4 separate regions of the Homo sapiens genome follow, and all the other regions are linked to region 3. The links are chromatin loops, found by intact Hi-C in ENCODE. Cell type or tissue: PC-3. All regions are shown on one strand.

What was found. Peaks named below come from ENCODE experiments on the same cell type or tissue, not always from the same donor. Only the 100,000 strongest peaks of a DNase experiment are listed, where the experiment ranks them.
Region 1: it touches region 3 in a loop (7-fold over the local background); 34 of 110 quality-filtered maps call a loop at or near these places.
Region 2: a loop joins it to region 3, with 2.6 times the contacts of the local background. A loop is called at or near these places in 4 of 110 quality-filtered maps.
Region 4: it touches region 3 in a loop (5-fold over the local background); 30 of 110 quality-filtered maps call a loop at or near these places.

The regions. Positions count from the first base shown.
Region 1 is chr15:33,070,782-33,078,781 of GRCh38, forward strand. The region is part of intron 5 of FMN1 (formin 1); the gene reads right to left. LOC124903459 (a long non-coding RNA gene) reads left to right here. Exons shown (of 2, transcript XR_007064574.1): 2 at 109-5,938. Among named protein-coding and RNA genes, the nearest start is that of FMN1, 120 kb to the right of the region's middle. In PC-3, a CTCF peak has its summit at 4,385; a DNase peak (open chromatin) is centred at 4,370.
Region 2 is chr15:33,198,423-33,206,422 of GRCh38, forward strand. LOC105370759 (a long non-coding RNA gene) reads left to right here. Exons shown (of 3, transcript XR_932090.3): 2 at 820-960; 3 at 5,760-6,126. Among named protein-coding and RNA genes, the nearest start is that of FMN1, 7.7 kb to the left of the region's middle. RefSeq lists an enhancer at 3,322-3,641. In PC-3, a CTCF peak has its summit at 3,699; a DNase peak (open chromatin) is centred at 3,619; H3K4me3 peaks cover 1,208 bases; H3K27ac peaks cover 610 bases.
Region 3 is chr15:33,018,639-33,026,638 of GRCh38, forward strand. The region is part of intron 6 of FMN1 (formin 1); the gene reads right to left. Among named protein-coding and RNA genes, the nearest start is that of FMN1, 170 kb to the right of the region's middle. In PC-3, CTCF peaks have their summits at 3,347 (motif pointing right) and 3,547; DNase peaks (open chromatin) are centred at 3,383 and 4,113; H3K27ac peaks cover 845 bases.
Region 4 is chr15:33,082,258-33,090,257 of GRCh38, forward strand. FMN1 (formin 1) reads right to left here. Exons shown (of 21, transcript NM_001277313.2): 5 at 6,542-6,717. Among named protein-coding and RNA genes, the nearest start is that of FMN1, 110 kb to the right of the region's middle. In PC-3, a CTCF peak has its summit at 4,430 (motif pointing right); DNase peaks (open chromatin) are centred at 1,514 and 4,444; H3K27ac peaks cover 1,565 bases.

The DNA of each region.
Region 1 (8,000 bases), 52 kb after region 3:
ACCATGTGCCAAGCACAATTTTAGGTGCTCCACACATATTAACTCACTTAATACAGATAACAACCATATTATGAGTTGTTATTATTATTATTCTCTTTTTCCTGCTAGAGAACCGAGGCACAGAAGATTAAAAGTCTTGCCAGTCCACAGAAACAGTGGATGGTGGAAGTATAATGTGAATCCATGCAGGCAGGCTCCAGCATCCACACTCTCAACCACTCTTCGAAAGCCCAGAGGCTCCACTTCCTTCCCGAATAGAAGACCACACACAGCGAGGTGCAAAGGTTTCAGCCCAGTTCATTGGTGGTCTTTAACTGGGATGTGAAGTATACTTTATCCTCTTAAATGACACAGAAGACAAACATCACCAAAAACAAACAAACAAACAAAAAACAACAACCTTATACTGAGGATGACTGTTCTTTTCTTTTGCATAACTTGGGGAAAAATCTACAAGTTTTCTTAGGAAAAAATGGAGAGAGAGGAAAGAAAAATCAAGCAAAAATTCCAGTAAACCTAGCTGGCCTATCTATCTAACACAGAAGAGACACGGAATCCTCTGGGCTCAAACACATCAAGGTTTTCCAGTTTGCCCCTACCATTCTCCTTCATTTATGAAGCATGACTTCTATTAAGAAGACTTCTTCATCCAATGTCATAAATGAGCACCAACAATGAATGAGGCTGTGAGGACATAAGAATGAAGATAGCCCTGCCTTCCACCTCCATGAAATGTGTAGTTTAGTTGGAGATCTCTATTTAGAAAGAGGAGACTCTTGTTTACAGACTGTAACCAAGGACTTTATCCCCCAGGTTCAGTCTAATAGTAATAGCTAGACCTGAAACAATTTTGAATGAAAGCCAGCAGTGACCATTTAAATATGAACACGAGTAACAGGAGCACGAGTAAGATTCAAAGAGATCTTTTAACACGGACTCTTTCAAGCCACTGGTTCTCATGACCATAAAAAATGTTACCACTGCTGGTCACTCAGGGAATGAGAGTGTTTCAGATTGTAATATTCAAATAAGCAACCTACAAATTCAATCTAAATTGGTCTTGAAAAATGAATCTCTTTAAAGCTTTAACATTTTCAGGGAGGATAGTAATCACTTCTCTTGGACATTATCTCAGTATCTATGTGCTGAAATAAGCACCTATTACACAAAACCAGCAGAAGCGAAGGCTTTCATCCTTTACAACCTACCTCAACTGATTCTCTTTTGTCTTGTCTTAACCTCAAGACAAACTCTCTAACTGCCACATCTGTGCAAAAATGATCTTCACCAAAACAAACAAACAAACAAAAAAACAACCTTATACTGAGGATGACCATTCTTTTCTTTTGAGTAACTTGGGGAAAAATCTACAAAAAATAATCTGTGCCAGATTAAAAATGATCCACCTCAGACAACCCACGTTTGAACTGTATGGGTTCACCTATACAATATGTTTTCAACCAAAAGAAGATGGAAAATGCAGTCTTCATGAGATGTGAAACCTGCACATATGAAGGGTTGACTTTTCAACTTTTCCTGTAAGTGGATTCCCAGAGCCTCCTGTGGGACTTGGGTATGAGAGGATTTGGGTATATGGGTGATCAATCTTCCAAGTAGATGGAGGGACAACTCTAAGTCAAAGGATACATGAGAAATAGGTAGCATTTGACCTACGTGATATTCTGTTATAACTCTGTTAAAAACAATCAGTACCTAGCTACTTAAAAATGTGAGCATAGTATTTGTGGAGAATTTACTAGCAGTGAATTCTTCATTTCTCCCATCTCACTGTCCTCTCAGCTGTACACAGATTGAAGGTGGAGCCAATTGTACCCCATGGCAAAAAGAACATCAGTCTAGGCTGGGCACAGTAGCTCACGCCTGTAATCCCAGCACTTTGGGAAGCCAAGGCAGGTGGATTACCTGAGGTCAGGAGTTCAAGACTAGCCTGGCCAACATGGCGAAATCCTGTCTCTACTAAAAATATAAAAATTAGCCAGGCATGGTGGTGGGCACCTGTAATCCCATCTACTTGGGAGGCTGAGGGAGGAGAATCACTTGAACCCATGAGGTGGAGGCTGCAGTGAGCCGAGATGCACCCCCTGCACTCCAGCCTGGGCAACAGAACAAGACTCCATCTCAAAAAAAAAAAAAAACAAAAACAGAACATCAGTCTAGTAAGTGTATACCTAGTGAGATAAGAACAATTGCAATAAAAGGCACATTATCTCCTATAGGCAGTAGAGCCTAGCTCCTTGACTTTCCTAATATTAGGAGATCAGCAATAAAAATTTTTAAATATCGTTTTGCGAAAACTGGACACTGAAAGAAACTTCTCTAAGGGCCCCCTTACTCTTTGTAGCACTTCTCGCTATTACTCAGTTTGGATAATTCACCCCCACATTCTCATCAGACTTCAGAAAGGCAACGTGAAAGTAAAGCAAACAGGATCGCATCTCACTGTTAGGCTACTTGTCATGATTCTCCTTGTCCAACTTATTTCAAGTTCTGGGCCTGATTTTAATGACAAATTGCTTCTAGCTTCCCAAAGTAGTTCAAATAGCTTCATGCGAAAACCGTTTGAAACAAAAAGTAGAAAGTGTAGTTAAACTTAGTAAGGGTAAATAAGAGTGAGGAAACTATTTCTGCAGGTGAAAAAAAGTTAAGAGCAATGTACTGGGAAAAATAAGTAAGTTCTGAATAAAGATATGGGTAGGTTAATGGGTGAAATCCTGGTTTCTTGGTTCAGGAAGCGTGTTTTAATTCAACAAACGGCATCTTGAACAAGAGGGGAGAGCTGAGGAAATTATAACATCATAAGGAGTCAAAAAAATGTCTGTAAAATGAGGGGTCATATAAAAGGAGTACAAGATTATGGAATAATTTGGGTAGAATCCAGTTGTTGTAAGGTTGAATGGGACCTTAGAAATAGTAGAAATTTACCTAGCTTGTTTTTTTTTTTTTTTTGAGACAGGGTCTCACTGCGTTACCCAGGCTGAAGTACAGTGGCACAATCACTGCTCAGGCAGCCTTCACCTCCCCTTGCTCAAATGATTCTCCCACCTCAGCCTCCTGAGCACCTGGGATTATAGTTGCGTGTCACCACGACCGACTAATTTTTGTATTTTTTCTAGAGACGGGGTTTCACCATGTTACCCAGGCTGGTCTCAAACTCCTGGCTTCAAGTAATCTGCCCACCTCGGCCCCCCAGTGTACTGGGGCTACAGGCATGAGCCACTGCCTCCGGCCTGGCTTGACCTTTTGTTTTAAAGATGAAGGCATTTGAGGTCAAGGGAAGCGGAACAACTGGCACCAGTTCATACTGCTCAAGTGCAGCACCCAGATGGGGAAAAAGGCATCCCATCTCCTGTTCACCCACATCACATCACCCTGCTGCTATGCTGTGGGATCTTACCTTCTTCCTGATCAGCATCTTCGTTATACTCATTTTCCACATCTTTGAAATGGAGACAACACCTTGCTTCTACCTAATTCACAGGAATATAAAGCCAAACAAAAGAAAAAGCCAGAGATACCCTTACACATCTAGTTTTGTAGCACTTTCCCTGCCTTCATGCTGTGGCGTTCCTCTGCCAATGCAACGCTTACAACAGCCTCTCTGGGTCATCCCATCAAAAGCCTGCAGCTGTTTTCACTAATTGGTTAAAAAGAAAACAGGCAGCACCTGCCTCTTGCAAGGACTGTGATTAAGGGCTTTTTTCTCTGTTGAAAAGTCTTAAGAGTAAAATATTTATAAGACTGGTTCCACTGGGCAGTATCAAAGCTTCTGTAGAAATGGATTGAATATAGATAACAAACTAGAAGAATCTAAAAGGAAAGGAGAAAGGCTGGGACATCTTGTGAAGCTTGAACAAAGGAAGACAGCAGTGGGTATGTAATCTTGTGATGACCAAGGAACACGGGCAGTGTGCATAGTTAAGAACAGGACCTCAGCCGGGTGCAGTGGCTCACGCCTGTAATCCTAGCACTTTGGGAGGCTGAGGCAGGCGGATCACTTGAGGCCAAGAGTTCAAGACCAGCCTGGTCAAGATGGTGGAACTCCGTCTCTACTAAAAATTCAAAAAAATTAGCCAGGCGTGGTGGTGGTGTGCGCCTGTAGTCCCAGCTACTCGGGAGGCTGAGGCAGGAGAATCGCTTGAACCTGGGAGGTGGAGGTTGCAGTGAGCCGAGATGGCACTACTGCACTCCAGCCTGGGCAACTGAGCAAGATTCCATCTCAAAAAAAAAAAAAAAAAAAAAAAAAAAGAACAGACCTTGAGTCCTGGGCTCACACCATGCTCCACTCCTACAAGAGACTTACCCTGGGGCAAGTTATATATAAGCTCCCTGTGCTGCAGCTCCCTCACCTGGAAACTGGTAAGAACAGTACCTACACTTCATGAATTGTTACGCGGCATACACTATTATGTGTTTGGCCCTCATTAATAACCTGCAGTAAGTAGGATATGTTTTCCCAGGAAAGGAACAGCTTCCTTAGGGACACCAACCATCATCTAACAGATGTTTTTAGCATTCTCATTATAAAACAAGTATTTACTGATGAACTAACAGCCCAAGCAGGAAGTTTTCTTCTCCCAACTCCCTCTGATATATGCACTTGGGCAGAAGGACTACATACAACACACCTCCGCATGCCCCAGCCGCAACCATGCCACAAGGAAACTGAGCTCCAAAGAAAATTCTTCCAAGGGATCCCTTTGGGTGTTGCAGGGCCAGTGTTTTCTGGATTGGATTCTTCCATCTGTGTCACTTGAGAAGAGAATAAAGTTTTCTCAAGTGGCCACTGCATAAGGTGACAAAGTTTGCCCTGTTCTTTATTTTGTTTCCCAAGCTCCAACATGATTTTTAAACCAACTCAGTTATTTGAGAGAAAAAAAAAATCCATGAATTTGGGGTTTCTTCCATCCTTTTCTCATGAGAAAAAGCATGCTGAAAATGAGACTAGGTGCCTTAGCACTGACATTTTCCCTTCTTTGGGGAAGGACTCTTCTGAGACAATGAGCAAGCCTGGGTCCTCCATAGCAGAGCACCAGCCATTTTATTTATTCATTTATTTTTGGTTTGGGGTCAATTCATTAGACTTCAAAAGTGCTGCTTCATTACAAATGAAATAAAAGATTACAGACATGAAAATCAACTTTGAAATAGTTATTACATTACTGGCTAGAATCCTACTCTCAAATATTTCTAAGACTGGGTTGTTCCACCAACCAGTGTCAAAGGTCCTCTAGAAATGGATTTAATATTGATGACAAAGTAAAATAATGTAAAAGGGGAGAGAAAGGCTGTGACTTCTGAAGCTGGGGGGCAGGGGGATGAGGGTTGGTGGGTAGCAGTCTTTAAAGTACAGAATTTCCTGGGATGTGTTTCAGAAGAGCTTTGAGCTTTCCCAAAGTGAAGGCATAATATTGCTGTTCCATATGGCTAATGACAGCAGAAGGCATGGAGTCTATGGTGAAAGCATTTCATTGTGACTAAGTTGCTCCTGATAAAAGATGAAGACCTGGAATTTATTAGACTACTTATGCCTGTTGCCTATATTCCCTTCTTCTCATGCAGTAAAGCGAGGCACTTCATGGCTACTGCTATAACTTTTTCTTTTCCTTAATTTTTTTAAAGTAAAAGTTATCTTGAGAATATTAGTTCGAACTCCAAAGATCCAGGTATCATTTCAAAATATTTTTAAAGGGGACAAAAGAAAATCTAGGGAAGGTGGGGATTTACCCAAAAGAAAATGAAGATGGATGGGAGGAGCATGCATGCTGTTCCAAGTAGGCACCATGCTCGGTTCTTTATGCAAGTTTTCTTGCAGCCTCACCCTCTCCATAACTCTATGAGAAAGATGTCATTAATTGCATTTGACAGATTATTACTGTCCAATGAAACTTTCTGCAATAAAGCCAGCATTTGCACTGGATCCATCTGATTCTAAATGTTTCTTTTCATGACAATAAATAAAAAAAACTACGGTATTTTATAACAGTTTTCTTTCCTACTAAACATAGGAAGGGAGGCAAAATAGATCTGCTGGTTACTCAGAACCAAATGGCTACTGAAATTAGAGGTTTACAGAGGGTAGAAAGGTCACAAATGAATCCTGAATCAGCAATGATTCTTTGATCCTAATACCCACATGATTAATTCAGACATTTAAAAAGAAAACTGTTGAAACAAATGTCAATGCACTAAAATTGCAAAGGAGAAGGTAAGTCAGGCATTGCCACAGCTATGATCCAATTTTTTTGAGACAGAGTCTTGCTCTGTCGCCTAGGCTGGAGTGCAGTGGGGGCAATCTCAGTTCACCACAACATCTGCCTCCCAGGGCGCAAGCCATCTTCCTGCCTCAGCCCCGAGTAGCTGGGACCACACGTGCATGCCACCATGCCTGGCTAATTTTTGTTTTGTTTTGTTTTCTAGAGATAGGGTTTCTCTATGTTGCTCAGGCTGGTTTCAAACTCCTGGGCTCAAGCGATCCACCTGCCTTGGCCTCCTAAAGCACTGGGATTACAAGTGTGAGCCACTGCGCCCGGCCCATCCTTTTTTTTTTTTTTAATATATATATATATATTTTTTTTATTATACTTTAAGTTCTAGGGAACATGTGCACAACATGCAGGTTTGTTACATATGTATACATGTGCCACGTTGGTGTGCTGTACCCAATAACTCGTCATTTACCTTAGGTATATCTCATAATGCTATCCCTCCCCCTTCCCCTGACTCCACAACAGGCCCCGGTGTGTGATGTTCCCCTTCCTATGTCCATGTGTTCTCACTGTTCAATTCCCATCCATGAGTGGGAACATGCAGTGTTTGGTTTTTTTCTCCTTGCAACAGTTTGCTGAGAATGATGGTTTCCAGCTTCATCCATGTCTCTACAAAGGCCATGAATTCATCATTTTTTATGGCTGCATGGGAGAAAATTTTTGCAACCTACTCATCTGACAAAGGGCTAATATCCAGAATCTACAAAGAACTCAAACAAATTTACAAAAAAAAAAAAAAACATCAAAAAGTGGGCAAAGGATATGAACAGACACTTCTCAAAAGAAGATATTTATGCAGCCAAAAGACACATGAAAAAATGCTCATCATCACTGGCCATCAGAAAAATGCAAATCTAAACCACAATGAGATACCATCTCACACCAGTTAGAATGGCGATCATTAAAAAGTTAGGAAACAACAGGTGCTGGAGAGGATGTGGAGAAATAGGAACACCAATTCTTAAACAGAGAGCAGAGAAAAAGTAGAGGCAATAAGGCTATGTCTTTGAAAAGGGACATATTGGGGTTTAGCATGAGATATTACTAGTCACACACTAGCTTTTTGTCACTTGAGGCAGGTTCTTTAACGTCTCTAAGATAGCATCCACGCGTAAAATGGGAAAAATAATACTTAACTCATAGAATAGTTCAAGAATTAAATGTGCTAATATTCTTAACCAAGTGCTTGCTTGATTCCCCACAGGAGCTAAATAAATGTGACCATCATTATTATGGAGCATGTGCAGGTGGTGGGGAGGAACCATTTTTCCATGGTTTTGAAATGTATTCACTATTGCCTCCATGTGGTACATCATTTTAATTGGATATTTAAATAAAACAAGTATATATAGGACTACTGTCATGTTCAATACTTTAAAAAGCCTCATGAAATATTCTGAAGAAATGCTGTAACAGTTCCTAGAATCAAAGTCACATACTTTCTATAGCTGGAGAAGGAAGTTTATGATGTTCCTATGTGAGACACTTGTAGCTGCAATCCTTAATGCAATTTAGAAATAATGATACTAATAAATTGGAATTGCTTAACTAAAATCTGTAAAATCCAAAAGGCAACAAAAAAAAAAAAACAACTGGGCCATAAAAACCAGAACTTTATGTTAACATAGGAGTGTTCACAAACAGTCAGTATGCAAAGGCTACTGCATTTCAAATTCTAAATAGCTCATATGGGTTGTAATTTTAACCACAAAT
Region 2 (8,000 bases), 180 kb after region 3:
GTCCTTGCCTACCTGGGGCTTAAGGTACTATTTACACATTCTCGTTTGAAGTCCCCAGGGGTAAATAGGATTTCATGGGATTCCCCATTCATTCCTGTGTTATTATATACATATATTTTAATATATATAATACATATATAATTAATTTTAATGTATATTAATACATATAATTTTCATTCAGTGTTCCTGGCTCATAACTCCCGTAGCCATTGTTGGTGTTTTTTTATAATGCTGTGTGTGTTAGGCCTCAGGGCCAGGCCTCAGGAAACAGAATCTCTCTCCTGCCCTCTCCTTATCTGCCCCAAGGCAGGACTCTAATCTTCTCCACCTTTCTGATTGTGGGTCTTAAGAACCTCCCCACAGAGAATCCCACCCTATACACTGGGGGAAGGAATGGTGACATCATGAAGCTTCCATAAAAACCCAAGAGGATGGGTTTTGGAGAGCTGAACCTGTGGAGGCTGACAGGAAGGTGAAGAAGAACTCGCATGTGCTGGGCGGATGGCACCGCTCAACTCCTGGGGACAGAAGCTCCTACGCTTGGGACCCTTGCAGACCCACACCCTATATATTTCTTCATCTGGCTGTTTATTTGTATTCTTTAAAATATCCTTCTTAATAAACCGGTAAGTGTGTTTCTGAGTTCTGTGAGCTGCTCTAGCAAATTAATCAAACCCAGAGAGGGAGTCGTGGGAACCCCAGCTTGAAGCTGGTTGGTCAGAAGTTCCGGAGGAAACCCGACTTACAACTGGTGGGTCATGGAGAGGGTGGTCTTGTGGGACTGAGTCCTCAACCTGGGGACTCTGACTCTGTCTCCAGGTACATAGTGTCAGAACTGAATTGGAGGACACCCAGCTGGTGTATACTGCTTCATGTCGGGGAGAAAAACCCCCACACCTTTGGTCACAGAAGGCTTCTGTGTTGATGTTCGTTGTGATGATGTGAGAGCAGAGGAAAAAGGTGGGTTGAGAGAGTTTTTCCCAAAGCAATCCCTACGCTGTTTTCTTTGCCCCTTAGTTCATGTTTAGTAAAATTAGTTAGTGAAGATCACACCCAAGTATGGTGGGAAGACCAGCAGAATTGAGCTCACTTGCTTATTGGAAATGCAAAATCTCAGGTTCACCCCAGACGTCCTGAATTCAAACTGCATTTTAATAAACTACCCCTAAGCGATTCCTAGGCACTAAAGTTTGAGGGCTGTTTAACCTGGGAGAAATGCATTTAATAACTCCAGCAGCTTTCTGCCCAAAGAGGCTTGCTTCCGACCCTGGACTGCACAGGAGTGGAGAAGAGGCAGAAGAGACAGGAGCAGGAGGCGGGCAGAGGGGATGGGGACATCTGCAATACACATATTCACACATAGGAGCATTACCTCCAACAGCAAGAAGTATTACTGCCCACAGATTACTAACTGTAACTTCTCTCAAAAGATTAAACCATCCCTTTACTACCAGAAGAGGAGAAAGAGAGGCTTAAGCCAGGCTTTGCCCTAGATGTATCCTATAATATAGCTGAAGCTTCCCAGTCCTGCTGCTATGACCTACAGTCAATGAAAGCCCCAGAGGTCATAGTTCAACCAGTAAGTGCTTCCTTTTAAAGAACAAGATGTATAGGTCTTTCCAGCATTAAACTGCAAGTCAAATGCCACTTCCTCCGTGAAGCCTTCCCTCATTCCCTTTCAGTTCATTTCCAGTTCTGTGCTTCTGTAGCATGTTGTTTGTACTTCTCTTACCCCATTGCCCCCATAAAGGGCTGCAGACATATTTGCTTTCTACCCTGGATTCAAAGCAACTTGAAGGAAAGAATTGTCTGAGGTTTACCTTTTCATTCCCCCTAATACCTTGCATATAAGGAGTGATCTACTTTGTTTAGTTAAATCACTGTCCCTCCCTATGGTGGGTGGATGACTTCAGTGTGTGACCTAGAAAATCAGAAGAAGTGATCAAAAAAGAAGCAGAGAAACAAGATGCAGAGAAAGAATACATTCTGGCGGCTCCATTTGAAAGGACTCCAAGCTGGGGCGAAGAAAAGACATGAGATGTGGCAGGTGACATCATCTGTGGCTTTAGGGTTTCACCTTCCCATTATGTGACCAGTCAGAAGCAAGGAGTTTCTTTTACTTAAGAGCTGATGTCAAGGAAAGGGAATTTGTTAGAACTGGCGTGTGGATGTCAGAGAGACTAGCTAAAAGCCGGAGTGAAAATGGGATTCGATACCAGGAGTGAATAGTGGGAGGATAAAAGGGGCAGTGATATGAACAGCATTCCAGAGAGCAATCCCAGGGAAATGGACTTTGCCCCCTCACAGAGACAGACCTTGCTCTCACAGGAATGAGGGCATAACAAACACTTCTAGAAAGAGCTCAACATTTCAAAATCCCACCTACTAATTATGTGGCGCAACCCAAATCACCTTAACCAATCTAGACCTCAGTTTCTCCTTCTGTCACTGAAGGGGAATGATGAAGTTATCCCAAAGCACCAGTCACAGGACCACTGATGTTAATGTTCTTTGCTCTGAGCTAAATTTACACATGTAACATTCTCTAAAATAGATTTTGCATTTATTTCAACCCCAAGACAATCTATGAGAGGGAAGGGCCATCCGTGGAAAACGTTAAACATGAAACCAATGATTACATCCCTCTGAAATGTAGGACACAGGGAGTAAACCTAATCTCCAAGATGTTTCCACCCCATTTGCCCTGGGCTATGTAATCAGCTTTTCCTCTCAACGCCCGGATAAGTGCAACTTGCCGGCTGCCACATTTGTCCTAATATGGATGATATTCTATCGATGAATAGCTACTACTCACCCCCAAATTCCCTGAAAAATACTTAATGGCATCAAAATGGCGATCTCTGCAACAGATCCAGGGATCTCAGATACAGAAAAACAAGTGTTTGATGCTGCTACATTGTCACTCAACATGGGTTCATAACCTGGGGAAAGGTAGATCAGTCCGTGGAAAAGTCAGAACTTAAATAGCAATTAAAATCCTCATACCGCCAGAATAATACCTCTTCAGATTGAGGGACTCATTCTCTCTGATGCATCATCCATACTTATTTATTTCCCAGCTCATTCCAAAAAGGATTTGAAATGACAAATTATCTTTGAAACATTGCAACACGTAGGTGAACGTTGTGGAGGCTGATGAAATGTTTGCAGACTAACAGGATTTTTTTAACTTGCCTACAGAAGTCTTAAAAATATCTTAAATGCCACCTGAAGCACCATATGGAGAAATTACTCTCACTTAGCTACAACCATAATTGCCTTTATGCTGTCGTTTTGTACAAAGAAAGCAAGAACTTGAATCTGAAACTGAAACTTGAAATCACTCAGATTTTCTGAAAAGGCTTAGATTTGACTCAACAGGAAAAGTCATAATGATTATAGTTCTCTTGAATATTGGGGAGTAGAGAGGAGAAGAATGTGAGGGGTTCATGCCGAGAGATATATTCTCAGACACTGCAGCAGGACTTGTACTCAGTACAATGCTACTGACTTGTCACTAGCTGGCAAGACGGGCTTGGTGTGCCGCTTTGTCCACGGGTCATTTGCTGAGTCACAAAAGCCACCAGGCTGCATCCCTGAGGGCAGGAAACAAAGAACAGCAGGCTTCTGAGTCACCTGCTTTGTGAACAACCCAAAGGTAATGCTGAGGAAGAATCTCCCCAGAGGGGGCAGAATTTGAGACAGTGCAGCACAATCATGTTCCATAGCATGAACTAGCTGGAACCGTAGCAGTCAGAGGAATCCGAGCCAAAGGTAGCAGGCTCTGCAGAGAACAGCTGCAGCCTCCAACAGAAAGGAAAAGCTTTCCTTTCTTTTTTTTTTGAACATCTTTTTAAACAATTATACAAATTATACAAGTAAAATTTTAAACAATTCTACAAATTATACAAGTATCACATGAGCATTATAATTTGAAAAAATACTGGAAAGCACAAAGGAGAAAATAAAAATTGATTATTCATTTATGTAATCAGCAAGTATTTCTGGAGCCCCTTCTAATTATTACCAGGCCCTTTTCAAGGCACTGGGGATGGAGAGATAAGCACAAACCTGCTCTCTTTGAACTTATAGTCATGAAAGGAGGCAGATAATACAATCTCACAAAGGAGAGGATCACCATTTCCTCGGCTAAACACCACAGGGAAGGTAATGTGTCTCTAAAAGCAGATTATAAAGGAATCTAGTCTAGGCCCGGTGGCTCACGCCTGTAATTCCAGCACTTTGGGAGGCTGAGGCAGGTGGATCATCTTAGGTCAGGAGTTCGAGACTAGCCTGGCCAACATGGTGAAACCCTGCCTCTACTAAAAATACAAAAATTAGCCAGGCATGGTGGCGGGTGCCTGTAATGCCAGCTACTCAGGAGGCTGAGGCAGGGAGAATCGCTTGAACCCAGGATGCGGAGGGTGCAGTGAGCTGATATCGTGCCACTGCACTCCAGCCTGGGCAACAGAGCGAGACTCCGTCTCAAAAAATAAATAAAATTAAAATTAAAGGAATCTAGCCAGACTCAGGGGATCGGGAGAAGGGAGTAGCAGTCTGAGAAGGCTTCCTGAGGAGGTAACCCTAAACTGACATCTGAGGAATTAGTCAGAAGCGAGTTGAAGAGCCACCCAGGTAGAAAGACTATCATGCAGAAGCTCCCTGGAAGGAGGGAGCATGAGGTGTGTTGAAGAACTGAGAGAATCCAGTGTGAATAGACTAACAAGAGCTGGAAGGAAAGAAGACATAAGCCTGGAGAGGTAGACAGGAGCAGACCATCTTTAAAAGGCACTGTCAGCCTTCATCGATGTCCTTTGTACTTCAGATATTTTATTTATTTATTTTAAAGATAAGGTCTCACTCTGTCACCCAGGCTGGAGTGCAATGGTGCGATCACAGTTCACTCAAACTGAGCTCAAGTGATCCTCCTGTTTCAGCCTCCCATGTAGCTGGGAACTACCAGCTGCCACGCCCAACTAAGTTTTTAGTTTTTTGTTGAGACAGGGTCTCACTATGTTGTGCGGGCTGGTCTCAAACTCCTGGCCTGAAGTAAGCCTCCTGCCTTGGCCTCCCAAAGAGCTGGGATTACAGGTGTGAATCACTGTGTCTGGCCCCAGATATTTTACTTATGTGTATATATGAGCATATGTGTATGTGTATAAATGTGTATACATACCATATATGTATATATGTGTATACATGTCTGTATGTGCATGTATTATAGTTTAACATTGCCATCAAACTGCCAAATTTTCCTCTAGTATGTGCCAGTTTATACTCTTGCACTATATAAGAATGTCACTTTCACTTCACTTCCAGTAGCACTCATTATCTTTTTTTAAATTAAACACTTGCAGGTTTGTTTGTTTGTTTTGAGATGGAGTCTTGCTCTGTCACCCAGGCTGGAGTACAATGGGACAATCTTGGCTCACTGCAACCTCCAACTCCCGGGTTCAACTGATTCTCCTGCCTCAGCCTCCCAAGTGGCTGGGATTACAGGCGCCCACCACCATGCCTGGCTAATTTTTGTTATTTTTAGTAGAGACGGGGTTTCACCATGTTAGCCAGGCTGGTCTCAAACTCCTGACCTCAGGTGGTCAGCCCACCTCGGCCTCTCAAAGTGCTGGGATTACAGGCGTAAGCCCCTCCACCCAGCCCACATAAATTAAACATTTGATAAGCAAAAAGTGTATCATTTAAGTTTCCATTTAACAGTGAACAAATATTTATCACCCATTGTTTTCTCACTTGCTTCACAGAGAAAGCAGGAGTTTTCTTATCAGTGAAATAAGTACAATATTGCTCATGTGAGTGGAATAGTCCCACTGTTGGAAACATCTCTTGCAAAGGCTCAGCCTAGGTATGTAATGGTCCCTTATTACTCATCCCTAAATGAAGGCATTAAAATATGTGAGCAATTCATCAAATTAGTGTCAGCCATTAGCCTTAATTCAAATTAATGCATGAGATTCATTTCCTCCTGGCAAATCACATAGTACAGTGCTGAGGGAAAGAGAAAAGTCTGCTAAGACTGTTTGAGATGAGAGAAAAGGGTCAGATCTGGGCTTGACAGGAAATGGATCAATATGAAGGAGGTAATGAGTGGTGGGACCCAAACTAGGGACCTATGAGGAGGCTTCATGTCAAGGGAAAAGGGGCAACTATTGGGAAGGTGAGGCAGCAGAGAGGTGGACTGAGGTTTGACAGCCTCAACATTATGCCTAGCCAGAGCTCTGTACCTTTGCATGCATCAGGTGGAAAGACTCACTGGCCTCCCATCTATCCTTAAGTCCCTTATGCACAAATGGGTTTTTGATCACCAGAAATCAGGACTGTGATTGAGGGTGTGTGCAGGTTGCAAAGATTTATGCATAAGTCCTATGTGGTATAAATGACATCCCCTGGGACTGAAATCACACAAGAAGGCTGGCAAAAGCTGCATCTGTGAGGAGCATTGGGGAGGTGTGGAAGTGGGGCAGGGAGGTTTACCTATTTTCAGGCACTGGGACACCAGAATCTTCACAACAATGGTCAGAAGGGATTCAGCCCAGAGAACTTGCTGCAACACCACTGAAGTAGTTGTTTATTTAGCTTGAGAACTTGATGAAATGATGTCGAGAAAGACTGAAAGCACAAAGCACACCAGCATTGAGTTTGACATTCATTTTACTATCTAATCTGTATGCCACAAACCACACATACAGTATATTTCCTATGTAAATTTCCAGGTCCAGCTCACTAAAGAGGCGGGCAGAGCTATCACATGTTCTTTATTGTGGTCTTCGCAGAGGCCTCCCCTTTTGTCCTGCTCATGTTCTGTAGATGACCTTCTGTGGGTCTCAGTTCCATGTTGTAATGGCATATCCAAGTCCAGCTTCAGGGGCATGCAACCTGTGCAGTCACACGGGCCCCGAGCATAGAAGGGCTCCACACTTTGTTTAATGTTGCCATCTTGAAATTTTTTTTGAGCAAGGGGCCTCACGCTTTCATTTTATACCAGGACCCACAAATTTTGTAGTTGGTCGTAGTCCTATCTTGTTACCAAGGCTCTTGTTTCCAATATTAAAAAGTCCTAGAATATTCACAGTATAATTGTGTGGTAAGGAGAATATGTTTGAAACCAGGGTTTATGTCTTAACTTCTGCCACATCCTAACAGTGTAAGTTTTGAGATACAAGATCTCTCTAAACCTCAATTTCCTCACTTGTGCCTAACTCATAATTTGAATTTTCTTTTTTTAGAAAATATTCAGGCCGGTCAGACACAGTGGCTCATGCCTGTAATCGCAGCACTTTGGGAGGCTGAGGCAGGCAGATCATGAGGTCAGGAGTTCCAGACCAGCCTGGCCAACATGGTGAAACCCTGTCTCCACTAAAAATACAAAAAAATTAGCCGGGCATGGTGAAAGCTGCCTGTAATCCCAGCTACTTGGGAGGTTGAGGCGGGAGAATTGCTTGAACCTGGGAGGCAGAGGTTGCAGTGAGCCATGATCACGCCATTGCACTCCAGCCTGGGTGACAGAGCAAGACTCCATCTCAGAAAAAAAAAAAAGAAAAGAAAAGAAAAAAGAAAATATTCAGGCCAGGCATGGTGGCTCATGCCTGTAATCCCAGCATTTTGGGAGGCCAAGGGGAGTGGATCACCTGAGGTCAGGAGTCCGAGACCAGCCTGGCCAACATGGTGAAACCCCGTCTCTACTAAAAATACAAAAAGTTAGCCAGGCGTGGTGGCGGGCGCGTGTTATCCCAGCTACTCAGGAGGCTGAGCCAGGAGAATTGCTTGAACCCAGGAGGTGGAGATTGCAGTGAGCCGAGATTGCACCACTGCACTCCAGCCTGGACAACAAAAGCGAAACTCTGTGTCGAGAAAAAAAAAAAAATCAAAATGTGGCAAAGCACTTAGCATCTGCTTGGCACAATACGTGAAGAGACTATTAGCATATGATTATATAAATTTTACTTTTATTTTGTGCATTTATTGTGCTATTTAGTGGAGACTTT
Region 3 (8,000 bases):
TTGTGTCCGGAATTGGTGTGTTCTTGGTCTCACTGACTTCAAGAATGAAGCTGCGGACCCTTGCCATGACTGTTACGGTTCTTAAAGGTGGCGTGTCCGGAGTTTGTTCCCTCTGATGTTCGGATGTGTTCGGAGTTTCTCCCTTCTGGTGGGCTGGTGGTCTCGCTGGCTTCAGTGAATCTGCATACCTTCGCGGTTGAGTGTTACAGCTCTTAAGGCAGCACGTCTGGAGTTGTTCGATCCTCCGGTGGGTTCGTAGTCTCACTGGCTCAGGAGTGAAGCTGCAGACCTTCCTGGTGAGTGTTACAGCTCATAAAGACAATGTGGGCCCAAAGGAGTGAGCAGCAGCAAGATTTATTGCAGAGTTAAAGAACAAAGCTTCCACCATGCGGAAGAGGACCTGAGCGGGTTACCACTGCTGGCTCCGGCAGCCTGCTTTTATTCTCTTACCTGGCCCCACCCACATCCTGCTCATTGGTCCATTTTACAGAGAGCTGATTGGTCTGTTTTACAGAGAGCTGATTGGTCTGTTTTGACAGGGTGCTGATTGGTGCATTCACAATCCCTGAGCTAGACACAAAAGTTCTCCACCTCCCCACTAGATTAGCTAGATACAGAGTGTCCATTGGTGTATTTACAAACCCTGAGCGGGACACAGAGTGCTGATTGGTGCATTTACAAACCTTGAGCTAGATACAGAGTGCCAATTGGTGCATTCACAATCCCTTAGCCAGACATAAAGATTCTCCAAGACCCCACCAGACTCAGGAGCCCAGCTGGCTTCACCCAGTGGATCCTGCACCGGGGCCGCAGGTGGAGCTGCCTGCCAGTCCCACGCCGTGCGACTCCTCAGCCCTTGGGCGGTCGATGGGACCGGGCGCCCTGGAGTAGGGGGCGGCGCTTGTCGGGGAGGCTCTGGCAGCGCAGAAGCCCGGGGCGGTGCGAAACTCAGGCATGGCGAGCTGGAGGTCCCGAGCCCTGCCCTGCAAGGAGGCAGCTAAGCCCCGGGGACAAATCGAGCGCAGCACCAGTGGGCCAGCACTGCTGGGAGACCCGGCGCACCCTCCGCAGCTGCTTGCCTGAGTGCTAAGCCCCTCACTGCCCGCGGCAGGGCCGGCAGGCCACTCGGAGTGCGGGGCCCGCCAAGCCCATGCCCACTCGGACCTCTAGCTGGCCCGCAAGCACCGCGTGCAGCCCTGGTTCCCGTCCGTGCCTCTCCCTCCACACCTCCCCGCAAGCGGAGGGAGCCGGCTCCGGCCTCAGCCAGCCCAGAGAAGGGCTCCCACGGGTGCAGTGGTGGGCTGAAGGGCTCAAGTGTGGCCAGAATGGGCGCCAAGGCCGAGGAGGCACCGAGAGCGAGCGAGGGCTGCCAGCATGCTGTCACCTCTCACTATGCTTTCTAGTAAACCAGGAAATGTGTTTCCCTGAGCTCTGTGAGCAACTCCAGCAAAGTAACCAAATCTAAAGAGGCTGGGGGTTGTGAGAACCCCTACTTGAAGTTGGTCAGTCAGAAGGTCTGGAAGCTCAGACTTGTCACTGGCATCCGAAAGGGGGGCAGTCTTGCAGGACGGAGCCCTCAACTTGTGGTATCAAATACTATCGCCAGGTAAACAGTGTCACTATTGAATTGGGGAATACCCAGCTGCTAGTGTCCACTACAGAACTGACTGCTTGGGAAACCGACCCCCCCAACCCCCCCACCAGATTCGGTCACTATAAGACTATGTGGCCAGGCGCGGTGGCTCATGCCTGTAATCCCAGCATTTGGGGAGGCCGAGGTGGGTGGATGACTGGAGGTCAAGAGCTCCAGACCAGCCTGACCAACATGGTGAAACCCCGTCTCTACTAAAATACAAAAAGTAGCCGGGCGTGGTGGCAGGTGCCTGTAATCCTGGCTACTCAGGAGGCTGAAGCAGGAGAACTGCTTGAACCCAGGAGGTGGAGAGTTGAGGTCACGCCATTGCACTCCAGCCTGGGAGACAAGAGCGAAACTCCGTCTCAAAAAAAAAAAAAAAAAAGACACTATGCTTAGTTAGCCTCTTTCATGCATGTGCTCAGTGTCTCCGTGTGCCAGGCACTGAACTAAGCATTGTGTATATAAAAGAAACAGCACACATTTCCAACCTTAAAAGGCTTTCAGGATGTGCATCTTTGAAATATCTAAGAACTTTTGGCATTTATATTCCAGTATTAGCCCTTTAAGCCTGTGTTTTCTTAAAAGACTTTATTGTATTTCATTTGATCATTTTATATATGTTAATGTGAACGACTGGAACTTTAACAAATATTTAATCTGCTTTCACCTCTTTCTTTTTGGGCAATGGAGAATACTTCCTATGGCTTTAAGCCTTGGCCATATGACTTGTTTTGGCTAGTGGAATATAAGCTGACGTGATGTAAGGAGGGATTTAAATTTAATTGCATAGTTTGACTTGCCTCCGGTACTCCTGCTATTTCATGTAATTAAAACATATTCTGGGTGGCTACAACTCACTCAGCCTGGGTCCCAGAGAAAGATACATGGTGCAGACTTAAACCCTAGCCACAGTCAGCAGTCAAGAACAGCCTGAAAAAGCCCAAACCAGCTCAGCTGAACCTTAGTTGACCTTTACACCTATGCTAACAAATGCTTGTTACCGAAAGCTGCTGAATTTTAGCATGGTTTGTTACACAGCATTATTACAGCAATAGCTGATGAATACACTTGGTAAGTTTTCAGTCAAGTTAACAATTTAGAGACTCATAGCATTTTGGATGCTTCCAGCAACTGGGGTGGAGTCTCACCAACTTCTCTCTCTCTCTATGCATACACACACACACACACAGAGAAAAAGGTTTAAGGAAAGAGGATAAAATGGGAGACATGAATAGGCTTATATTGTTTAATACTCAAAAAATTAGTTCAGGACAGATATTGAGTCTTTATGTTCTGGGATGATGATATAAAAGAGGTACAAAAAGTCAGGAAATTCGTGGCTATATCTCTGACTTTTACCTGTATTGAAAAGGTATGTATTCAAGGCCTGAGACCATTTGATGGACACCTTACCATGGAGAAAACTGTCATTAAGTCCAATTCTAGCTGCCAATCCTGGGATAACCTGCCTTCTACCCTGTTCTTTTCTGTTACCCTTGTTTTATGTTCTATCATAATAGAGGTGCTAAGCAGTTTAAAATTCCATGAATATATGGTCCCTAAAACTTACAATCTCCTTTCTACCTATGTGGTTTTTAAAAATCATAGTCAACAACAGTTAAATAATGGCCACAAAACAAATCTTCTAGAAAAGGCACACACTTAACTAGAATAAAATTTCAACTACAATTGAAAGTAACCAACTCCTGTCACTAGGTGGCAGTCACAATAAAGTCATCCCTTGGTGGGAGGGATTGGTTCCAGGACCTGAGGATACTAAAATCCGTGAGTCCTTATATATAAATGGTGTAGCATTTGTGTATAACCTATGCATATCCTACTAAATCACCTCTAGATTACTTATAATAAATACCTAATACAACGTCAATGCTATGTAAATACTTATCTTTTTTATTTGTATGATGTTTTGGTATTTTTTTCCCAAATGTTTCCAATCTGAGGCTAGTTGGATTTGCAAATGCAGAATCCGAGAATACAGATGGTCAATTGTACTTCATACTGAAACTCGAAGTTTGCTATCAAGTGCCACAGCAAGACTTGAAGGATTGGGTATGGAGGGGAGGCTGGGGAGAGACAAGGATGAGCCAAACTGAAACAACCACTTTTCCTTGATTTGAAAAGTGGACTAGTATGGATATGGTAACTAGCTGAGAAATATCAGAACAAATAAGAGGAACTTCCAATCTGATGTTACTAAAAAAGTTAAAAGTGTCCCAACAGACCTCCAGTTGTTAAAGGTTCACATTTTTTAGCTCCCTCCTAAGCCTATGTAACAATGAAAATTATAACATAAAGCAAGTAAAAGACACAGACAAGTACCAAAGCAGAATTACGTATTTCAGAAATAGAAATGGGACAAACCAGTAAGTGGCACTTCAGGCCTGAAGCTCTGGCCTGCTGTGCCCCAGTTCCTCTGGCAGGCAGGGCAGGCAGGACATCCTGGAGTCAAGTTACTGCAGAGTAACAGGGACTGACAGCACTAACGTGGGGCAGGAAGCCAGGCCCAGACTTGTTGCCTAGAAAAAGGGACTGAGACACAGCTGTAGTTCCCAGATGGGAAAGGGAAGTTGGAAGAGGTTGTCAACTGCTGCCTGGGGGTCTTGGCTGGGGCACAGTGGCTCCAGCCTGTAATCCCTGTGTTTTGGGTGGCAGAGGGTGGGAGGATCTCCTGAGGCCAGAAGTTCTAGGTGGAAGTGAGCTATGATCGCACCACTGCACTCCAGCCTGGGTGACAGAGCAAGACCCTGATCCCCCTCCCCCACCCAAAAAAAAAAAAAAAAAAGAAAAAAAAGACCAAACCTCAAATCCATCTATCCCTGTCACCAGCCGACTAAATCTGCAACATTCACATACCACCTCAGGCTAGTGAACCCAATACGCTATTATAAGAGCGACTTAGTCTGGGGGTCTTACCTGGTAAGACAACTGCAAAACAAATAAGGGTAAAGGGGAAGGGGAGGGGGAAACTTAAAAAAAAAATCATCCTATAGATCACGAGCCTTCAAGCCAAACTTTCAAAACATAAGAAGAAACCTAAGCATCGAGATAGATAACACAATCAACAATTGAAACATGACATCACCCAATGCAAATTTAAATCTTAAACATATGAAAATATTTTAGTAATGTTTAGAATCCTTACCAAAATAAAGGCAAGAATAATAATCATCATAAACAATAATGATAGTAGCAACACACTAAGAGACAAGAAACAATAGTAGGTGATTGTAAAATTCTGATATATTAGAAACAAAATACTCAACAGACATTGAAATAAAAGGTGCAAAAGCTTAATAAACTCAGGTACAGTCAAGGAAGGAGTTTGTGAGTAAAAGATACTGAATAATTAATTGAAAGTGCAGCATGGTGCAAGAAAGGATAATAGGAAAGAGCAAATACTGAAGAGACCCTGGCATTGACACAGTGATAGAAAAAAATACCAAAAAATAGAGTACAAAAGGAAGCATATAAATAAAGCCAAGCAACATATGGAAACATAATACGTGATTTGAGGTTGCATTGAAATTTGTGGGGGAGGGATAGACTATTTTTTTAAAGCCACATTTAAGAAAAATATTCATACTTCAAAACCATTCACAAGAATCACTTTTAGTGATTCAGCTATATTAAAATATACCAGAATCGTGTCTGTTGAAAGATGGCAGGAGAAACTGATAAGCCACATAAATGGAGAAGACATTTGCAAAGCATATAACCAATAAAATGTTAGCATCCAGAATAAAGAAATCCTATAAATAAATAAAAAGGATAGCAACCATTAGAAAAATGAACAAAAGGACAGTAAATTTATGGAAGATAAACTCCAAATGGCTAATAAACATATAAACATACAAAAAGACACAATCTCACTTGTCCTCAGGACAGCGCAAATTAAAACTACAGGGAATACTATTTCACACCTATCAGATTTTTTTTTTTTTTTTTTTTTTTTTTTTTTTTTTTTTTTGAGATGTGGAGTCTCGCTCTGTCGCCCAGGCTGGAGTGCAGTGACGTGATCTCGGCTCACTGCAAGCTCCGCCTACTGGGTTCATGCCATTCTCCTGCCTCAGCGTCCTGAGTAGCCAGGACTACAGGCGTCCGCCACCACGCCTGGCTAATTTTTTGTATTTTTAGTAGAGACGGGGTTTCACCGTGTTAGCCAGGATGGTCTCGATTTCCTGACCTCGCAATCCGCCCACCTCGGCCTCCCAAAGTGCTGGGATTACAGGTGTGAGCCACCACGCCTGGCCCAGATTTAAAAATATTAATTAGTCTGCTAATACTAACTGCTGGTGAGAATGCATTAGAATTCCACACATTGTTGATGGGAGCATTAACTGCAACAATCACTTTAGAGAACATTTTGACAATATCTACCAAATGTAAAGGCGCACATAAGTAAAATCAGAAATTCTACTCTAATGTTCATCCTCTAGTGAAGCATTTACACATTAATACAAATATTAAAAAGAACACTATGGAACCATTGTTTCTAACAGTGAAAAATAGGAATAAACTTAAATTTCCATCACCAGCACTACAGACAAGCAATTAAGATGTACATTCACTCAGAGTGATATTATGCAGATATTAACATGAATGAAATAGAGCTATACATACGAATGCAGATAAATCTAACAAACATTATTTTGAGAGAAAAAGCTGCCAAAAAATACATAGTGGAAGCCATTTTGTAGACTCATGAAATACATAAAAACCATACTATCCACTGTTTTGAGACTTTATACATTATTGTTATAAGTATAAAACATGGGATTAATAACAATTTTACCCAAGTGGCTGGGGTAGGGCATATAGAAGGCTTCAAATATATTTGTAATGTTTTATTTCCTAAGTTAAGTAGTGAGTATAATCATGAAGTTGAACACAACTAACATAATACACTTAAAATCTATGAAGCAAAAGAAGCTGAGAGAAATTCAATAACAAAATTAATCAAAATGATATGAAATATCCCTCTACCAGAAATAGATCAAGCAAATAAAAACATAATGACTGACACAATCAACAATCTTGATTATATATACCCCAGAACCAACAAATCAACATGTATCTTTTTCAGGAACATATATTTTCAAAATATATCACTGACATATTTGCAAAAAATTGATGATTCACAAAGAAAACCTTTCAAAAATTCTTCAAATACTGTCACACAGGCCATGCAAAAGTAATGCTTTCTATAATGCAATTAAATTAAAATCCACAATAAAATGATAAGCTAAAAACAATTAAAAGAAACTTTAAAAACCTAAAATTAACAAATCTATTTCAGCAATTTGTGAAACCCAACCAACCAACAAAGCAATTATGCGGCGTTTGTTCTAAGAATGTAGGAACTATATATTATCTGAAAATTTATCAGTGGTATCTCACATTAACATACTAATGGAGAAAACCTATTGTATCTCAAAATCTCAAAATGATACAGAATGACACAGATAAGGCTCCACATCATTCTTTGATTTTAAAAAGAAAAAAATCTTCTTAGCTAAGTTAGAATAGAAGAGAATCAGATTCAGAATATCTTTCAAGAACTTTCAACAAACTTTGAAAGTAACGGGAAAACTTCAGGAGGCACGATTTAAAATGCACACCATTACCCACATTTTCCTACATTAAACTAGAGGCGTGAGATAATGTGCTAAGAAAAGAGATGTAAGAATTGGAAAAGAAGAGATAAAACTGGTAATGTTTACAATGATATGGCTCTCAAAACTTACACTGTGACAGCATCTGAATGGGGTTTAAAAAACCCATGCTATATATTGCTTAGGCATACACACACACACACACACACACACACACACACACACAGAGGTTGATTGTAAACAGCAACCCACAGAGTTCTGCATGGTGGTAGCCACACATGAATGCTGGGAGAGTTAATCATCTCTGGGGAAAGAGGCAGAGAAATTGAATAAAGGGAGGTAACAAAAGGGGCCTCAACACTGGTTTTAAAAATCTAAAGAAAATATGATAAAAAGCTTAAGTATAGATGGTTAATATATAAATACTAACTCTACTTTATTCTATTTGTTTGAAATTATTCAGGATCCTTCTTTATAAACATTAGAGGATACGTCCAAATTTTCACACACACACACACACACACACACACACTTCTGTTTATAAGACTAGGTTTAGCCTTATAATCAGTGAGGAAAAAATTGCCTACCTCAAACAGAATGTACACTCAAACAATATATAAAGTACTTGTAAGAAAAAGCATATTCCTCATATAATACATATATGATTTTATATCATGATTATATAATGCATATATAAGCATTGGTTGACTTGACTGAAAATGGTAGAAGAA
Region 4 (8,000 bases), 64 kb after region 3:
AGACGGGGTTTCATCATGTTGGTCAGGCTGGTCTCCAACTCCCGACCTCAGGTGATCCACCTGCCTCGGCCTCCCAAAGTGTTTTAAAAGCTGGCATGCAAAATCTTATTTCCAGAGAGTACTGCCACCAGGATATAATCCTAATGACTACTTACCTGTTTCCTGCTTTTCATATCTTTGTTTTCAATTTCAGGCCATACCTCTTTTTAGGGTCTTTTCTACCCACCCATGTCTTTGTTTATAGACACATTACAAACTATTCTCCATGGTGAGCATTCCTCTCCAATGGTATCTTCAGGAAACTGCACTTGTTATAAGAATTTAGGCCCCAGTGCTTCTCTAGTCTCTGACTATATTCAGTTGCCTTTGATAAATCTGGTTGAAAGTGCCCTAGGACCTGAGATGCATGGCTAATGGTAGCTCCTAGTTCAGTGGAACATAAAAAACTGACTCTTCAGGCTAACTTCTTAATATTCATGTCCTAAATGGGCGCTCCGGGGTGACTGATAGATGCTACCCAAGGGCAATTCACACATTTGGATCTTGTTTCAAAAGTAATATCTAGGAGTGATAGAGTTAGTTAATAAAATATAGGATACCCAGTTAAATATGAATTTTAGATTAAAAAAAACCAAAAAATTTTGTAATATAGGCATGTCCCATACAATATTTGGAAACTTCATGGCCCAAAAGTGGAGCTGACAGAGCTTTGGGTTCAGTCTTTCCAGAGCTTTGTAGTTTGCCCATAATAGTCTACAGAATTTGCTTGACCAGGATTTGCAGGATAATTACCCAAACAGAGCTTCCCTACACAGCAGTCTAGCATCTACACCAAAGTACCAGTTGTGTGATATACTGATATAATGAGAAATACACTGTATATTTCGTCTTCATCTGGGTCCTGGACAGAACTTCTAAAACCCTCGTAACTTCTTAAGTGATAAGAGCCATAGAAGTAGTAATAATATTTGGATATACTCAAATATATTCAAATATATATAGAAGTTGTAATATTTGTTTTTTGTCCTCAGCTTCTGAAACAGCTCAGAAACAATATTGGTGAAAGGGGCATCTTTTGTTATTCAGAACAAGCCCCTTTCAACTACACTTGAACTTATGTTAATGAGGTGACTTTTAGAGGATGGGAGGCTGGTTGCCAAGGGAACCTTGTGATTAGGGTTGGCATTTTGCGTCCCAACAACTCACCTCCAGGAGGGTAGAGAGGCTAAAGGTTGAGCTAATCACCAATGTAATGAAATCTGCATAAAAACCCTACCCAAAGAAGTTCTGTCTCCACAGGGACAGACGCTCTTGTGCTCTGGACCCTTCCAGACCTCACCCTATGTATCTCTTGATCTGGCTATTCATTTGTATCCTTTAAAAATATCCTTTGTAATAAATTGGTAATGTCAGAGACGTTTGAACCACAGCGACTTCATCTTGAATAGGGGATGGGTAAAATAAGGCTGAGACCTGCTGGGCTGCATTCCTAGTAGATTAGGCATTCTTAGTCACAGGATAAAAAAGAAGGTTACCACAAGATACAGGTCACAAAGACCCTGCTGATACAGGATGTCATAAAGAAGCCAGCCAAAACCCACCAAAACCAAGATGGCTACAAAAGTGACCTCTGGTCATCCTCACGGCTCATTACATGCTAATTATAACGCATCAGCATGCTAAAAGACACTCCCAACAGTGCCATGACAGTTTGCAAATGCCATGGTCATGTTGGGAAGTTTGCTTATATGGTCTAAAAAGGGGAGGGACCCTCAATTCCAGGAAATCCCTGCCCCTTTCCTGGAAAACTCATGAATAATTCACCCCTTATTTAGCATACAATTAAGAAATAACTACAGGTATATTCAGTCAAGCAGCCCACACCACTGTGCTCTGCCTATGGAGTAGCTATTCTTTTATTCCTTTACTTTCTTAGTAAACCTGCTTTTACTTTATGGACTTGCCCCAAATTCTCTCTTGTGTAAGGTCCAAGAACCCTTTCTTGGGGTCTGGATCAAGACCCCTATCTGGTAACAGTAATAGTCAGTAAATTGTTTCCTTGGGTTGTACAAGTTATCCTAGCAAATTACTGAACCCGAAGAGGGGGTCATAGGAACCTATTTGTATCCAAGTTGGACAGAAGTTATGGGTAACCTGGGAACCCACTACTTGTGACTGGCATCTGAGGTGTGGCAGTTTTGTGGGACCGAATCCTTAACTTGTGGGATGTGGCTACAGTTCCAAGTAGATCGTGTCAATTGAATTGTGGGACATCTAGTTGGTGTCTACAGGCAATTGGGGAATTGCTTGTTATGAAAAACACGTACACTTGGGTCTCAGAATGTCAGAAGTGTTGTGAAGGTAAAGGAGGTTTTGTTTGTTTGTTTGTTTTCATTTAGTTTGTTAAATAGATGCCCCCAGAGTCTTCCTAGTGCTTGTCCTACACCAACCCCACCTCCTGCCATTCCCCAAGGAACCCCTGAGTCTTCTCATAGTTTAGTAACTAAAAGATGAATGCCCAGCTAAATGAGGGGACTTAGTAACAGCTGTAGCCTTAACACCAGTGTCCATCCTGACTCACGGATGCCAACTCCCACCAATTATTTCAAGTATGAGATGTTTTACCTTTCATCACGTACTAATGAGAGTCAGTGTAGCCACAGAAAAAGGCTTAAGAAAGTTAACATCCTGATTGTGACGCTGCAAGTCAGGTTTAAAACTGGAAGCACGGCAGTGCTGGTCCAATGTCTCAGGCTGATCAATATATTGCTTAGAGTCCAAAGCCCACCAGAGGAAAGGGGTTTTTGTGAGCTGCTAGTCATTAACAGCAGGCTATTTTTTTCTTCTTTTTTTACTTTTTGATTTCTGTAAGCTATTGGGAAACAGGTGCTGTTTGGTTACATGAGTTAAGTTCTTTAGTGGTGATTTATGAGATTTGCACCCATCACCCAAGCAGTATACACTGCCCCAATTTGTAGTCTTTTATAGGATACACATTTGTTCTAAATAAGTAGAATCCTTTCAGATAGAAACCTTACCTAGAATATCAATATTTAAACATATAGGAGTCAAATCACACTGTCCAAAGAGGGGAGAAGGGCTTGAGGTGAGGAAGGAAACACAGGGCCCAAACTATAAAAACTGTTGATTCAGAAAATAATCTAAAAAAACTATTTTAGTTTTATAATTCTGATTAATGAAAAACTAAGCAACATACTAATATATACTGTTTAATTACACAGTATTTATATATACAAATATATATATCACATGTATTTATACATATATTAAAATTATACATATATACATATGCATAATTTATATATCATATATGTAATATATAAATATATAAAGCCCATAAAAGGCTAGTTCAGGAAATAGACATTTTTCATCTAGTGATAAATATCAAAAAACCTAAAAATACTTATAGAAAAGAATCCACCTCCTAGAATTTTATCATAAGGAAATAGTCCTAAATAATGGGGGGAAAGGGTATAGGAAAAATTGTATTTGTAGTCACGCTATTTTATTTCTAAATAGTGGTCCTATTCCAAAACTGGAAACAACTTCAATATCCAATAACAGAGAAATAATTAAATAAATTTTGGCATATCATTTCATGGAATATTCATCACTTAAAACACATCTGTAACGAGCTTGCAACAGCCTGGATAAGCAGTTTAAGAGTAATTGTTTGAAAGAGAGAGGAGGAGACCAGGTGCGGTGGCTCACGCCTGTAATCCCAGCACTTTGAGAGGCTGAGGCAGGCGGATCATGAGGCCAGGAGATCCAGACCATCCTGGCTAACACAGTGAAACCCCGTTTCTACTGAAAATACAAAAAATTAGCTGGGCGTGGTGGCATGCGCCTGTAGTCCCAGCTACTCAGGAGGCTGAGGCAGGAGAATCGCTTAAACCCAGGAGGCGGAGGTTGCAGTGAGCCAAGATTATGCCACTGCGCTCCAGCCTGAGCGACAGAGCAAGACTCCATCTCAAATTAAAAAAAAAAAAAAAAAGCAAAAACAAGACGAGGTTATAAAATCTGGCATGCTTTTATGTTTAAAAAAAATCTCTCATTGAAAAACAAACCATACTTAGTGAAAAAATACAAAAAAAAATTTATCAAATTGTACAGTCGTCTCAGCTGCTAAGATTATGAGGTTTTTTTTTCACTGTAACTATGTATTTCAAATTTTCTATAAGGATTGTGTAGGATTTTTATAATTGTAAAAAATTAAGTAATCATTTAATTTACAGAGGAAAAGGAAAACCAGAAATACACAGTTTAGCCAATTTTAAAAAACACATAAACACAGTATTTTTTAAAAACACAGAAGAAAAAGAAAGTAGCTTTTCAAAATCTACTTCAGCACTTTTACACTGTAGGCCTGCTGTTTGCGGCAAATGCAACTTAAAGTAATTGACCAACAGATGTCACTGTTACACTTCCTACTTTAAGCATCTCTAAAGACGCACAACTTTATATATGGGAACAAAACCAAAAACTTTACTAATTCTCATGTCATCTCCTGCAGGACTGCAGCTTTCTCATCTTTCAGCTTCATTTCTAAACCTCCTTTTGTAATATCTGGAATGTTGAATGCTGTTCTAAAATGACATACAGTGACCATGGTTTTATGGTTATGAAAAATACAGGGTTCTCCTGCTCTTTGATTGCCACCCATGTGAACATCACAGACTTAACCCACACTCGTCAAAAACATGGTTCCAGGTCTGAAAGTAATGAGCCGGAGAACACAAGGTTGTCAACAGGCATTAAAGTTAATGGCTAAAAAAAGAAAAAGTGCTCCTTAGATTTGTGGTGCTCACCTCATCTGTGACAGGAAACTGGATGGGTAAAGAGGGATTGCAGAGAATCACAATAATCTGGTCAATCCTACCAGGCCATCTAAATGTGGAAGTAGGTGAACCCCAGCCCAGTGCTTTCTAAGGAGGAGTCAATACTTCTGTGTCAATGAAAACAAGAATGAATAAGAAAGGAGAAGGTAGCTGGATGTGGTGGCTCACGCCTGTAATCCAGCACTTTGGGAGGCTGAGGCAGGGAACATTTTTGAGGTCAAGAGTTCGAGAACAGCCTGGCCAACATGGTGAAACCCCATCTCTACTAAAAATACAAAAATTAGCTGGGTGTGGTAGCTCACGCCTGTAAGCCCAGCTTCTCAGGAGGCTGAGGTGGGAGGACCGCTTGAACCCGGGAGGCAGAGGTTGCAATGAGCCAAGATCGTGCCACTGCACTCCAGCCTGAGCAACAGAGCAAGACTCCATCTCAAAAAAACAGAACAACAACAACAACAAAAAGAAAACAGGGAAGGCTATGTTTTTCTGAACTAAAAGTAGATCCATCATTTGATGCAGCAATCCAACTACTGGGTATCTACCCAGAGGAAAAGAAGTCATTATACGAAAAAGATACTTGCACATGCATGTTTATTAGCACAATTTGCAATTGCAAAACTATAGAACCAGCCCAAATCCCCATCAATCACAATGAGTGGATAAATAAAATGTGGTATATATTTACATATATACATATACACATATATATACATATATACATATACATACACACACATATATACATATACCATGGAATACTAAGCCATAGAAAGGAATGAAATAACGCCATTTGCAGCAAACTGGGTAAAATCGGAGACTATTATTCTAAGTAAAGTAACTCAGGAATGGAAAACCAAACATTCTATGTTCTCACTCATAAGTGGGAGCTAAGCTATGAGGACGCAAAGGCATCAGAATGATACAATGGACTTTGGGGACTTGAGGGAAAGGGTTGGGGGAAGCGAAGGATAAAGACTACACACTGGGTACAGTGTACACTGCTTACATGATGGGTGCACCAAAATCTCAGTAATCCCCACTAAAGAACTTATTCATGTAACCAAACACCACCTGTTCGCCAAAAACCTATTGAAATTAAAAAAATTTAAAAAATTTAAAAAAAACTGCAGAGGTTATTAAAAGTGAACAAAAACTTTAAAAAAGAGAAGGGAGGTGGTTATGTTTTTTAAATGCATTATCCTATATTCTGCAGATTTTCTGCCAACCTAGTCACCTGTTATTTGAGCAGCTGGAGAGAAAGGTTCATGAATATGGAAGGAAGGCAGGGTATTCGGATTTCACTTGAGAATCCAGAGCATATCAGTTGGCTTTACATATGTTATTGACAAATTTTTAGTAAAAGGATATTAAGAAGTGACTAGCAACCAGTGGGTACTCCCACAATGAGAGATCTAGGCTGCAAAGCTAATGAACAGAGCGCTCTGAGAACACTCAGGTTAAATGACAAACACAGTCACTTCCAGACAAGTTGCTAGTTACTTTCTAGTGTACAAATTTCAGATCACCAAGATGCATCTTCATTTTCTGCAGCCCACTGATTTTTTTTAAACAATGATCCATACATTAAATGCAGCTTTATATACACAATTTACATTAAATACATATTAAATGAGCCTCTGTTGACCACAAAGAACCACAGCACAATCACCAAGATTTCTACTTACATGGAGATCCAAGTACAATTCGCTCCTGTTTGACTTCTCCCTTTCCTCATGAAGCAAAAATGGACAGGCTGGTCCCGCTCTGTAGCCCAGAACCCACGCGCCTCCATCTCTGTTGGGAAGGTCTTTAGGTGTCTGCTCATTGAAGCCGTCCCAGGGAAAGCCCTCAGAGGAGATACCTAAACAAACACAGAGAAGGCCATCAGTGACATGGCAGCCAAATAAATAAATAAATAAAGCCATATTTGGGGAACTCCTACATAGACTTCTCTATGCTAGCTCTTACTTTGCTTTCTAAGTTATATTTTTAAGAGACTGCTTTCCTTTAAAAGTATTTCTCCCGACAATTTCTAGATCACACCAACAAAAATTTACAACATACGCCCTCATCCCCCAAGTCTATTGGCTGTACTCTATGCCCCATATTCTTGCTTACAGGTTGCATGGGTCATTCTATCTCAGCATGAAATCAGAGGAGCTAGGGGACAGAAGTCAGGAGGTCTGGCCTGCTGGCTTTCCTACAGTTCCTAAACAGCGTCATCTGAGCCAAGTCACTAATGTGTGTGTTCTCCAGGGCAGGAACTGTGCCTTGTTCATCTTCATTTCTGGGAACAGAATCATTATGCATGGTGCATACCGGACTTGGACAGTTTGTTGAACGAGTGAGTAGTGCATGAGAAACCCATTTTGGATTCGCTTTTGTCATCTCTAGAATCAAAGGTATTAGTCTAGCTTATTCTAACCTAAACTATAGGCAAGTTTAGGTTTGCCATAGGATGATAATCATTAACTATGTGCCAGACACTGTTTTTAGTTCTGTTCAATTTTTATGACAACATATAGTTAGGTATCATTAGTGTTCTCATTTTAAATGGGGAAACTGAAGTACAAAGAAGTTAAGCAATTTGCTCAAAATCATAAAATCAGTAAATGGTTAAGCTAGGACTTGAACCCAGGCAGTTAAACAATAGAGGGCCGTGCTTTTAATGACCACACTATGGCCTCTGCCTGACATTCTATTCTTAAGATGGCAATATGTGTTCTATAACAAAAGGATTTTACGGTCAAGTAAGTGTGAGAAAAGCTACATACTGTATCTCTTAAAGAATCATGATTCATGTTAGCATATTAAAGACCTTGGGATGCCCTTTAGTACAGAAAACCTAATTCTATATAATAGGGTTTTCCAAACTTATTTGACCACAGAATCCATTTAAAGGGACATCTGCTAAACATGTCGCAAGCCACTTAATGTTGTACTGGACACTTCTAATGTTTCATACAGCACTCAAGTTCCTAGTCCTCTTTTAATTCCTGGTAAGCAACCTTGGCAAAATTTTAAGCCACTAGGCAGAAGTTAAAGGTTTAGGCTCAGTGTATTTTGCAATAGAGATCACTGTTGAATATACGACAGAGTGTTTATTACACATAATCCCTGTAAGAGTCTATTTGGCAGTCACCC